Linked DNA regions of Homo sapiens: region 1 is linked to region 2. Evidence: chromatin contacts called from ENCODE Hi-C or POLR2A ChIA-PET data. All regions are on one chromosome and are shown on one strand. Each heading gives the region's core, a stretch centred on a gene start or an enhancer-like site at or near the end of the contact. The rest is flanking DNA. Distances are from core to core; before and after follow the strand shown.

What was found. A loop is a pair of places that touch in the nucleus more often than their neighbours do. ChIA-PET counts read pairs that join two places held with the same protein, here RNA polymerase II (POLR2A). Pooled maps may share reads with other maps.
Region 1: a map of chondrocyte shows a loop between it and region 2 (3-fold over the local background). The contact joins the promoter of ZNF697 here to the promoter of HAO2-IT1 in region 2. A Hi-C loop is called at or near these places in 1 of 168 maps with a recorded cell type or tissue (chondrocyte) and 1 of 50 pooled maps. POLR2A ChIA-PET finds 5 or more read pairs at or near these places in 2 of 52 experiments (MCF 10A and WTC11).

Annotation. Positions count from the first base shown.
Region 1 is chr1:119,646,959-119,653,082 of GRCh38, reverse strand. It overlaps ZNF697 (zinc finger protein 697), which reads left to right and starts at 4,817. Exons shown (of 3, transcript NM_001080470.2): 1 at 4,817-5,392. LOC124904389 (a long non-coding RNA gene) reads right to left here and starts at 4,767. Exons shown (of 2, transcript XR_007066506.1): 1 at 4,696-4,767; 2 at 4,107-4,359. RefSeq lists enhancers at 4,740-4,809, 3,981-4,821 and silencers at 4,880-4,939, 5,237-5,400.
Region 2 is chr1:119,364,699-119,370,842 of GRCh38, reverse strand. HAO2-IT1 (HAO2 intronic transcript 1) reads right to left here and starts at 1,897. Exons shown (of 2, transcript NR_046780.1): 1 at 1,835-1,897; 2 at 512-759. It overlaps HAO2 (hydroxyacid oxidase 2), which reads right to left and starts at 2,058. Exons shown (of 8, transcript NM_016527.4): 1 at 1,941-2,058.

The DNA.
Region 1 (6,124 bases), core at 3,568-6,067, 280 kb before region 2:
GCTAATTAGAAATAGCAAGAATTATCTGCCTCACAGGAATTGAGTTCTTTGGCCAATTTAGCTACCTTCAGCTTTACTCTCAGAAAGGATTCCTGTTGACTATTTTCCTCCATGATCACAACTGTAAAGGGAATTGAGAAGGATTCCCGTTCTTGGGACCGAATTGTTTTAGCCACCCCCCGCCTTCTCTTGTATTTCAGAGGTATGGAGTCTATCTACGCTCTAGACCCTGTCCTGGGAGTTTCTGTCTTTTAAGGAAAAGCCTTAGAGATGACTCATTTTAACAGTCTTCAGTTTAACAGCCACCATCTTGGCCTCTGCCTAGGGCAACTTGAAATAACTATCTGCAGATGAGGAGGACTAATGGAGTGGCCTTTTGATGCAAGATGGTGTCCTAGTAGATAGCTCTTTAATTAGGGTGACCTGCTTTAGAGCTGTCACCTAGGTATAATTATTAATAGCACCCATACTCACACTCAGAATTGTCCCATTTTGATAAGAAATGATATGGTCACCCAATTAAAATGGGGTTAATTCTTCCCTTCCTCTGGCAGGAACAGCACAGCAGGAGGAGTTTGATGTAGACTCAGGAGACAGTCTATTATCAGTTTTTTACTTATGCCTTTGCTGTCACTGTGTAAGAGGCAGAGGATTTTAGTTTTCTAACGTGGCATGGCTCAATATATCTGACTCCAGACCATTTGGGTTTGCTGGCTACTGGTAGAAGGGGAATCTTTTAATCACACTGTAATTTTTTCCTCTCTGCTACTACATAGGCCAGTTTCAACATTAGCATGGCTTTTTCTTTGGAACATTTATAAAAACTATAAGTAGACCAAACTCTCTAAAACCCTGACATTTGTCAATCAAGACCTCTCAAACTCCACCCTGGAAATGCTGGGGTCTGAGACCTCTCACTCAGTTTCCTGGCTACCATATCACAAGAATTTCCAGTTCTCTAGCCTGGCACAGAGGGATCTTTCCTACTTTCACCATTTCTCAACTCAGCCAATTTTACATTTAAGGATCTGCACTACAGCATCCCACTTCCAGCTATATAGAACTCTTTTGGCTGCAAGAGATAGAACTTAACCCAAAATAGCTTAAGCCCAGAAGGGAATGTTTTGGCTCATGTAACTAAAAAGTCTAAGGGTACCTTGGCTTCAGGCATGATCAAACAAGTCATAAAAATTTGCTTATGCATACATCCCTTCCCACACCCCTTTTCTCAGCTTTGTTTCCTTTAATAGCTTATCCCTCATACAACACTGAATTGGCTAATTGGCGGGTCTTGATCACTACCTGCCAATGAAGTGGAGGTGAAGATGGGCTCTGCCCTTCTCTAAACCACAAGACCTAAGGGTGGAAATGGGGTTTTTTCTCAAAGGTGCTGTTACCAAAAAAAGGGAAAGGGATGCTTGCTAGGTTAAGAAAAACAACAGAGGTCCATCCATTTTATACTTGAAAGCTTAAAAAAATGTAAGCAAATCTGTCCAGACTCAACTCTCTGAAAGATGAGGATGAGAATCATTATTTACTTTGCCTCAAAGTGGTGAAGAAGAAAAAGAAAAGGGCAAGGGTAAAATTTTTTTTAGTTTAAAGATGAAATGAAAATCCACAGGCTTGAAAGTTTGGACTTTCCTGAAGTTGTGGTGTGCCTTTCCAACCTATTGTCAACTTGGAAAAGACTTAATCTTCAACAGTGGAGGAAGCCTCCATTCTCTCCTTTCATTCACTTGTCTGTCACCTTCCCCTGAGGGCCTCAAGGGCAGGAGAGAGCATATGACAAGGAGGAAAGAAATGCCATTTCCTTCTGGTCTCAGACTCTGCGTATCTTAGCTGGGAATATGCAGTTTGGTCATTTCAATCTCAACATTTTCAACACTAAGTTGCAGGAATTAGTTAATTCAACAAGTATTTGTTGAATAAGAATCCCTTATCCTCTTTCGTTCCTCTTTGTTACCCTTTGTTTCTCTCCAAGACTTTTCTCATCAGCATTTAAACATCCTCAAGGCTCTCTCATCTTAAAAACCGAACAAATAAAACCCCTACAAACAGAAGAATGTCCTTTGATCCGACTTCCTTCTCAGCTACCACCCTGTTCAGAACCAAATTTCACATACTACATGTCTTCTTTACCGTCTGTATTTCCTCCCTCCCAAGCCTTCCTCTGGCCACTCCTGTCCACTCCTGCCACTCACTGGAACAGAAGGCTTATGGAAAGAGCCCCACTTTTACAGAACACGAACCCCAGTATAAGGCAGCATTATAGCCCTTAAACACTGTGAAGTAATTTTGTGACATCTGTCTTTTCAACTGGAGTGTGGGCTTCTTGGGGGTAAGACATAGCTGGTAGTTACTCAGTAAAATATCTTACTGTTGAATGTTACATGTCTACTCCAGACATGGAGACTAGCATGAATAAATGTTAAACAAAACTTTGTTGAAGTAACAAAATAACTGAGATTGGAAACAAAAGGATGGGACAGGTTTGGAATGGCGTGAAATAATGAGTGAAAGTTCAATTATTCTGAGCTCAAGTTAGAAGTGTAGGAGAAGGAGGAGAGTGTGTTGTATTAAAAGCAAGGCAAAAAATAGTTTCAATGGGCAATGTTATATGTTAAATGCTACAAGCAAGTATATCATGTTTTTCAGACTGAACACTATTAGAGGCTACTTGATTTGCAAAACAATAATCAATTCTTTGGGGTGGAGATGGGGAGATTAGTTTCACTGGAATGTTACCAGGTTGAGAATATGAAGGAGCAGTAATTTGTAGGGTCCAGAAAATGCAAGGATCACAGCACAATTAATTTAGGTGGACAGTCAACAGAGTGGGCATACAGCAGGACCTTTAGGGTGGGCATACAACAGGAACTTTTGGGAGGTGAACAGTCCTATCTGCATGCTTCTCATCAATTCTACATTTTAATCCAGGCCATCTTATCCGTGAGGTTAAGGATCTCTAGAGAAAGAGAACTCTAGCATAAACTTTACTTAAATGTAAGCTAAACCCTTCACCCAAATGTTTTAATCATATGGATTTAAAATGTGAAATGACAAGTGGAAGTGACACGTAATTATGACCTTATTTTTTGAAACAGAGTCTCAATCTGTCACCCAGGCTGGAGTGCAATCACGGTTCACTGCAGCCTCAAACTCCCAGTCTCAAACGACCCTTCCACTTAAACGACCGAGTAGCTGGGACTACAGGTACGCGCCACCACACCCGCTATTTATTTTATTTTACTTTTCGTAGAAACAGGGTCTCACTGTGTTGCCCAGGCTGGTCTTGAACTCCTGGGCTCAAGTGACCCTCCCACTTCGGCCTCCCAAAGTGCTGTGATTACAGGCATGAGCCACCAAGCCCAGAGACTTTTCTTTCTTTCTTTCTTTTTTTTTTTTGAGACGGAGTCTCACTTTGTTGCCCAGGCTGGAGTGCACTGACATGATCTCAGCTCACTGCAAGGTCTGCCTCCCAGGTTCATTCCAGTCTCCTGCCTCAGCCTCCCGAGTAGCTGGGACTACAGGTGCCCGCCACCACGCCCGGCTAATTTTTGGTGTTTTTTTTTTTAGTAGAGACGGGGTTTCACCGTATTAGCCAGGATGGTCTCCATCTCCTGACCTCGTAGTACGCCCGCCTCGGCCTCCCAAAGTGCTGGGATTACAGGCGTGAGCCACCGCGCCCGGCCTCCCAGAGACTTTTCTATCTGATTACTTTTCAAACACATTCTAGAGCATCCTAGAACTTGTCCTTTCCTAGTTCAGTTTATTACTTTCTGCTCATGCTCCAGGAGAGAATATAGCTTTTAGTCATTTAGTCTCTATGTGGTCCTTCCTTGATTTTCTAAGGGTCCTGAGTCTGTGGTCCCAGAAATAGACAAAAACATGTGCAGGGCATCATAGACTCTTGCTAGGCTGGAAGTAGAGTTCCTCTCTTGTAGCCAATGTCCTCTTCTCCTCACCCTTCCACTCCCGAAATACACACACTCAATATACAGTGGCCAGCACATCTGTTTTATGGGACCAAGAAGCTGAATCCTAAAGGTTAATGAAGGAAAGATACGCAGAAAGTCCAGCACTTTCCTAATTCAGCAGCACACAGGTTTTCACGTCTAATATTTAATTTACGTAATTTATTTTCAATCTCAATTTAATTGCTTTTCTTGAAAAGATGTTTGGGACAAGGTCAACAATGAGGGAGGAATGTCACCGGGTCGGGATCTGGAAACAATCAGCTCTGTATGGTTTTAAAGATGAAGCGCCAAGATCTTAAGGAACCTGAATTCCTGGTGAGCAATCAAGTTCTTTAATCGGCCCCCAGCAGGATGTCAACGGCGTAAAAGACAAAAAGAAAATCTATTTTAAAAGATAGATTTTGTGTTTTTAGATTAATTTTTAAAAAGCGAACCCACCACAAACTTCCCAGTTTTTAAAGAAAAGGCCTCTCCCACCGCAGAGCCCTCCCGAACCATGGGACAGCTCAGCGGCAGCGTCCCACCGGCTGCCCGCAACCGGTGCCGCGAGCTCGGAGTGCAGCGCTGGGATCTCGCGTGCTCCGGGACAGCGGGCTCCTTGAGCGCCGCGGGGCGGGGCGTGGGGCAAGACCCGCCGGCCGCTCCCTTCCCCACAGCGCTTAGAGAAGCAGCGAGCGCCTTTCCTCCTGTCCCGGAGTCCTAGCCTGGCCCGAGCTACCTCCAGGGCGCCCGCTGCTGCGGTGGCAGGAAGTCCCCGGGAACTACAAATCGAGGCATGCTGGGAACATTCTCCCGCTCCTCCCAGGAAATGTCCTTTGTCCAGCCCTACAGGAAGCCCCAGTGAGGAGTCAGCCGGGCAGCCAGCCAGCGAGCCAGCCAGCCAGCCAGCCAGCCAGCCAGCCAACCAGCCAGCCAGCGGGCCACCCAGCGGCCGCTGCAGCCGCCGCCGCCGCACAAGGGCAGACGCGCTGCGGTGCGGGGCTCGGGCCGGGGCGCTCGGTGCCCTAGCTCCTCGCCGCGCCAGCCGCCTCGCAGGTAGGAGCGTGGCTGTGGCTGGGCTCAACCGCCTCCCGGGGATGGGGCTGATCGGGACCAGACCCGACCGCTGCGGGGATGGGGTGTGTGTTCGAGTGCGGTGGCGGAACGGCTGGGCGAAGTTGTGCCTCGTAAAGTGGACCGTTGTCCGCTCCCCTGGGGCGCAGGGCCCCGGGCTTATGGGGTGCTCTCGCGCCCCCAAAGCCAGGACTGAGCTCCCTCAGGGGTATGTGGCGAGGGGCGGGGAGGAGGAGGCTGAGACTTGAGGGAGGAGACAGCGATGCAAGAGGGAATAGGACCGTCCCGCCGACCACCGAAGGGGGCATCAGAGACCCTCGGAGAAACCAAGCCCAGGGAGGAGCTTGGAAGGCAAGGAGAAGGTGAAGGGCTTTGTGTGCAGCTGTGGACCTTGACGGACTGCGCTCCCCTTGCCTTGTCTGTTCGTGCCTCCAGCCCCACTGGGGCTAAGGGAGGGTGGGGGGCTCCGAGAAGGGCAGGAGAGAGGCGGCAGGTCATCTTGGGTCCTAGTGAATGAAATGTGTGCCTCCCTTTTCCTCTCTTCTCCATTCTAGCCCACTCAAATGAGCGGCTTTGGGGCTGCCATCAGACCGGGCAAATGACACAATAAGGACGGGTGGGTGGAGAGATGGGCAGCAGCTCGCAGCCCAAGAGGGGTGGCCGTCTAGCCCCGGGAGGCATTCCAACCACACGTGTCCATGTAGGTAGGTGGTGGGGTGGTGGGCAAAGCTGGAACCTGCACCTCGCGGGGATGCCGAGGCTCAGGATTGTGCATGGAGGCACGGGTGAGGCGCGTGTTGGGAGGAGTGGGTGAGTAAAAGGTTGAGGGGGAGCAGCGACACAGAGGCGCTGAGTGTACCTTATGGCCAATGTACATTATGGCCATGCATCGGGAACTGACTACCACTTCCTCTGGGACTTTCCACGATTTTCCTTTTTCCTAACCGCCTCCCCCAACCGCCCCCGCCCTGCCTCCCCCACAGGAGTGAATCACCCACCCCTTACTACATGAACCCTGGGCTGAATTGAAGTTGGTGATGTATCCCTGTCCTTGTAGTGGGCATGTTTGTCCTTAACCTGTAGGATGACACCAA
Region 2 (6,144 bases), core at 648-3,147:
TGGGGATGGAAGAGCCCAGCTATGGAGTGCAGTTTTTTCTCTCTTTGCCTTCCTCCTGGCTTCTCTGTCTACGGCAACTACCCAGACTGTGTTTCTGAAGGCCATTGCTTTCCACCGATCAACTGTGCCCAAGGAACTAATGACTGAGGGAGTCAGTGGAGTAGAGAAGACAGACTATATTATAAGCTTTGGCACTTGGCAAACATAGGCTGAAATCTCAGCTCTACTACTGGCTCACCACGGTTCTGTGCAAAATTTATTTGTTAAAGGAGAATATTAACATCCATCCCATAGGGCTGCCATGAGGACTAAGCAGTATGGCCCCTTTGAAATTTCTAGAACAGTGCCTTGTATAGACTAGATTGTTAATAAAGGCAGCTCCATGTTCATTATTCCTCCTGTTGATGACATGTGTGATTTCATCTGAGGCTCTGGAAGTGGAAAGCTGCTTCAGGATTTGAGTATTTCTGTCATAGTATAATTTAAACCCTCTGTCAGATTTACTCATTAGTTTATCCAAGAAGGTTTATTGACACACACTCTCAGCCAGGGTGGCGGAGGCATATACTGCTCCCCACATGCTTAACATTTCGCTGTTGCTTAAATACAGGCATGGCTCTGTGACTAGTTCTTCTGGCCAATGGCCTGGGAGTGGGAATAGCAGGTGTGAATTCTAGGCCAAGGATTGAAGAGCTGGTATGTGACCCTCCAGCTTTGTTTCCTCCTCTACAGCGATCCTCCATCCTCAAGAAGGCAAAGCTGTAAGAGAAAGGCCACTTGGATTCCCAAAACGCCATTTGGAAAAGGGTAGCCCTGGAGATCAGCTGATATTGTGTAAGGAAGAAATAAATATTTATGTGTTATCTCACTAAGTTGTTAAGGTTTATTCTTTACTATAACATAGCCTGATTTAACATAATATATCAAAGTATTATGCTAAACACTAGAGATATGGGGGGGGACCTTTATCACATCAGTTTCTGCTCTCAAGAAGCTTACAGTCGAAGAAGACAGACTTTCATAGCTCATCATTTGATAGCTGATACGATTTAGAGTACAACAGGAGTCCCTTTGAGGGGAGAGTTACCTGGGAATTTGGCAATATTCCCATTACCTCTCAAATGATATACCACAAGTGATGTTCCACTCAATCTATTCTAGACAAGCTCCAATTCTCATCTATCTTTAAATTAGGTTATTACTGTCTATCTCATAGGGATCTTGTGAGAATTGAAGGATCTTGTAAAATGCAGAATATAGTAGTAGTTAAGAATAAAAGTTTGCGGATTTTGCTTCCTGCTAATGGACGCTTTATTCTGTTCCATTGATCTGTTATCTATCTTTATACCAGTACCTCCCTGTCTTCATTAGCGTTCTTGGCAGTTCTCCGCAGGTTGATCTGTAGATTCAACTTAACACAATCAGAGGCTCTTCATTAGTGGGACTTTGTAACCCATTTGTTCCAAATAAGCTTATTGCTCAAAGGAACTACATTGTTTGAGACACATTAACTTCTTTACTTTTTTAGGAGCATAGCCATGTCACTGTTTTCTTTTGCTTGTGGCCGGGAAGCAGTGGTCAGAATACTAAATATATCCCTGAAGGCAATAGCAATACCTTTTAGGTTTTCAGAACGCTGTCAAGTGAAAACATTTTAACCCATTTTTCCTCCTATGGACACCCACGAATATTCCACCATACAATTCTAAGACTCAACTTCCTAGACTTAACCTTCTCTGTCTGTATCCTTTTTGAAACCAAATCTTCCTTTGCCCATGCCCTCTGAGTTCCCTAACACCTGTCTCCCTAGGACCATCTTTGCCAAGGTCCTTGCCTTGCAAACTCATAGTTGGCTTCCACGATATCTTCCATTCCCATCCTATCTGGCACTTCATCACCCTTCTCAGTTCCAAGCACACAGAACACACTCAATGACAAACCTTATTCTAATGTCTTCCAGTCCTCAGGGAAAGAAGTGTTTAGACGCAGCCACTCAAAGCCTGGCTCACTGCCGGAGGTGTTAGGAAACACACCACATCACTACCCACAGTTCAGGCTAAAGAAGAGGCTGAAGTCTCAAAGTTAATCTTTTAATGAAAACATCCAGCTTAGCAGTAAATAAGCAACTAGGCCAGAGCAAGGTTGACTTTGAAAGAATTTTGCTGACTTTGCAAATTTACTTCAAAATTAAGTGAAGTTTATTACAAAATTAAACTTCAAAGTGAAGTTGTAATTTCCTACCTGAAATCACCCATTCCCTACCTCTAAATTCAAACTTGATGTTGTCCTCTGCTCATCACAGATTGTTAGAGGTAGGGAGTGGATGATTTCAGGTAGGAAATTACAAAAGTCCCCGGGTTGGAGGAGGGGCTTTTTGTGGTGATGGGGTTGGGGTGGGAGAAGAGCAAGCACAGCCTGGGAGCCCATGGGCAGGACAGCAGTGGGGACCCAGGCCAGGACGGTCCGAGCTTTGGGGATTTTGGAGGGTGCATAGTGTAGAGCCCTCCCTGCCCACAGAACTGTTCTGGGGAAGTAATTATGTCTAGATTAATATGGGAGTCAGGGAGAACCAGTGAAATTTTTGAGTGGAAAATTATTCAGGAATGTAGAAGAAATGCTAGGAAAAGCAAACTTAAAAGTACATGGAAAAATAGAATTAATTTCTCCAGAAGAGTTCTGTAGGGGTCCCAGAAAGGTCACTAATTTGTCCAGGTCTGTTCGTCTCCACTCCTCCCCCAGCTCTTGCCACTGCTCCTTAGTATTGCCACAGCTCACGTGTGTGATGCGCTTACGACGTGCCAGACACACTACACGCATTACTTCATTTGATCTTCACGGAAGGTCAATCTTTTCAAGATTGTCTCTTTTTCAGAAGAGAAAATGAGATTAACGAACATGCCCAAAGCCTTTCAGCAGTAAAGAGCAGAATTGGGATTTGAACCTAGCCTGTAGCCAACACACGGAGCAGAGGAGGCCGAAATCCTGAGCTGTACCGATGACCATAGCAGTGGGGTTTGCCTTTCCTTTAGAACCTGTAGTTAGAGAGCAAAATGATGAATTTACCACTGACTTGTCATACCATCTCCACTCAAGGCTCATTGGCTATTTATTTGGAGGGTAATCCCTACCTGCTATCTAGCCACTAGAGGACAGTATTACCTCAAAAATGCTTTCAAAAGTAGCCAAAATCTGGGTTCTGGAAATTTCTTTTCCATAGCAATTTTCACAATCTCCATAATCAGCCTCTAGGCCATGTCCTCGGTCAGCTCTCACAACACCTGGCCTGCTCACAGTCCCCTGATCCAGACCCTCCCTTGCTGTTTTCCAGACTCCGACTCTGTCTCTCCCTTCCAGAAGGAAGCCTGGTGATGAGCACACACTGGAACATGGTGCTCAAGCTCCAAACTGCAGCCACTCACTCACTAACATCCACATGTTACTTAAATTCTCTGTGCCTCAGTTTCCTCATAATACCTCCCACACTGTAATGAGAAGTAAGTGAGTTAATACTTAAAAGATGCTGGCAGTAGATAGAAAGAACAGTAGAGCTTCTCATGAGAGATTCTCAAGTTTGAAATAATGACCTTCTTGGAGACCTTTTAAATCTGATGATTGCACTGAGTTAAAGAACATCATCTCTACAAGGTAACACACTCTAATATCAGCCTCTAATGTTTGCACCTAAGTGAACTAATCTCAAATAGGGGATATAGGGCCACAGGCAGAGCTATTTGAGGCAGCATTTTTGCAGCACCTCTTGAATTCCAGAGAATGGGTCCATGGATAAGACAGACCAGCTTTGGACCCACCAGCAGGCTTGGAGAATGTTTCAGGATGAGGTTATGAAAAGATATTGGTTTTATTCAGGTGGTCATAGGGTACCCATTGAGCAATATGCCTGCTTATTTTGGATGAAGAGAAATGTCGGGTCATTCTTGAGCTGTCATGACCTAGTCTCTTAGAAAGCAAATGTAGTTTCACAGTAGAATAGAATGCCAAAATTCTTCTTAATGGAGGGGATTAAAAACATGCTAAGTCCTCCTGATCACTGTGGTCCTGTCCTAATCCAGCCATCTATTTTTCCTGAGGTAATTCTGGAAGTCAGGATGAGCCCAGGACTTTGCAGTCTGTGCTCAAGCCCATCAGGGTTAAAGATGAACACTTTGGTGCTGTGGTCAGGTTAATATTAGGTTGGTGCAAAAGTAACCGTGGTTTTGCTATTGAAAGTAATTAATGCAAACTTGGGTCATTGCAAACTGAAGCCAAACCAGTCATAGATGGCTAAGTCAAACTAAAGACAGTTTGCGTATTTCTGCAGCCACCAAGCCCCTTATAGGCTGTGAACCTCTTTGTAATGGCTACCCGGTGGATGGGGGCAGCTCTGCAGAGTCAGTTACTGGAAGAGATGGGAAGAAAACCTGAAAGAGAGCCTGCTGAAGACCTTAGTCCAAGGCCAATGACTTCTGTCATAGGGCTGCATTGTTTGTGTTCGCTTTATAGGGTCTAAAGTAGGAAGGAAGTGTGTCCCTCTAGCTGCTGAGCTTGCTACATAGATCAGATCTGACTGGAGGAAGCGGGGTTTCTGGATGTGAAGATGAGTTAGGTAGCTAGAGCTGGGATTGTACACCTTCCCAAGATCATGGAGAAAGTCAGTTGCTGGGCACAGGAAAAACAATCAGGATTTCAGAATCTGCTGGGTATCCGGGGTTGAGGACATGGGTGCCTATGTGTGAAATGCTGTGGGATCCACTGTCAACAGCCTGTTGATGTGAGAGTCCCTGGCATCTTGGAGACAGTGTGTATTCTTCAAGGCATTTATGTTGATCCAGGATCAAACACAACTTACTGTGAGTTAGGTGGCTTCAGCAGGAGAGAAAGTTTCTTCTACTCAGAAAGCAACAATGTGCTCCCTAAAGTCACCTAATATTGTAACATCCTCTGTGCTCAGACACTCAGCACCCTGTGCCGAGCAATGATAAGGCATGTAAACGGCCTAGCATTGCCCTTAGTACCAATAAATGCTCAAGAAATGGTTGCATTATTTTCAATAATAGTAATTAATAACACTTACAGAGCATTTACTATGTGCCAAGCAGTGTATTAAGGGTTTAGCAGTTCTTCACTCATTAGGTGGGGATCATTTTTATCTCTGTTTTACAGATATGGAGGTGGAGGCCAGGCATTCCGGAATTCAAAGCCAGGCATTCTGGCCCCAGAGTCCACATTTAACTATTGTGCTTTTAATTAATACTGCAAAGAGTTGCCAATAGGAGACCAGAGGAGGGCAAGATGGCTTCTGGCTAGGGTGACCAGGGAACACTGCCAGAATGACAGATATTTCAGCTGGCCCTTTCACATAAATTGAACTATATTTTCTTCTACTAGCCCTAGTCCTTGGGTCTGAAACTGAGCCCACAGGTCCTGCTGTTACATGAACTGGGGTATGGGTATATAGCCAAGGCCTCAGGCCTGCTGAACCAAGAGTTTATTCAGCAGGGAGTGGGAAGCCAGTAGTTAAGCTGGTAAGGAACTCTTCAAGACTCTCTGAGTCTTCAAGAAAGTTCTAACAGCCCACTGGGGGACTTTTGCCTCTGCCTACATCAAAACACATTTTTTAAAAAGCTTCTGCTTTGTACTTGCTGTTCCTTCATTCTGGAACATACTAATCATTCCTCATCCTTAGGACTCAGTTGATGTGTTTCTCCATCCATGAAACCTTCCTCAGTGCCACTGGGCAGAGCTGGCTGTGTGTGTGTGTGTGTGTGTGTGTGTGTGTGTGAGAGAGAGAGAGAGAGAGAGAGAGAGAGAGGGAGAAACTTGTCACACGGTATTGCGGCTTGTCATTACAGTGTGGCTTTTTCAGGACTTTGAGTTCCTTGAGGCCAGGAGCCATGTTGTATTCATTCTTGAATCCCACTGCCCGGCCCAGAGCCTGGTACATAGTAGGTGCATGATGATTGTTTATTGTGGAATTAGAGAACAGATTTTAAAACTTGAATTCTCAAAGAAGGAGGGGCAGGATGCAGTCAGCATTACTCATTCCCATCTCTGCCCAGTCTCACCCTGCTCTCTCTGCTTTCTACCATGGTCTCCTCTGGAAGGGTATGGCCAACTTAATGCAAAGGTCAGGGCATCTTTGGTTCT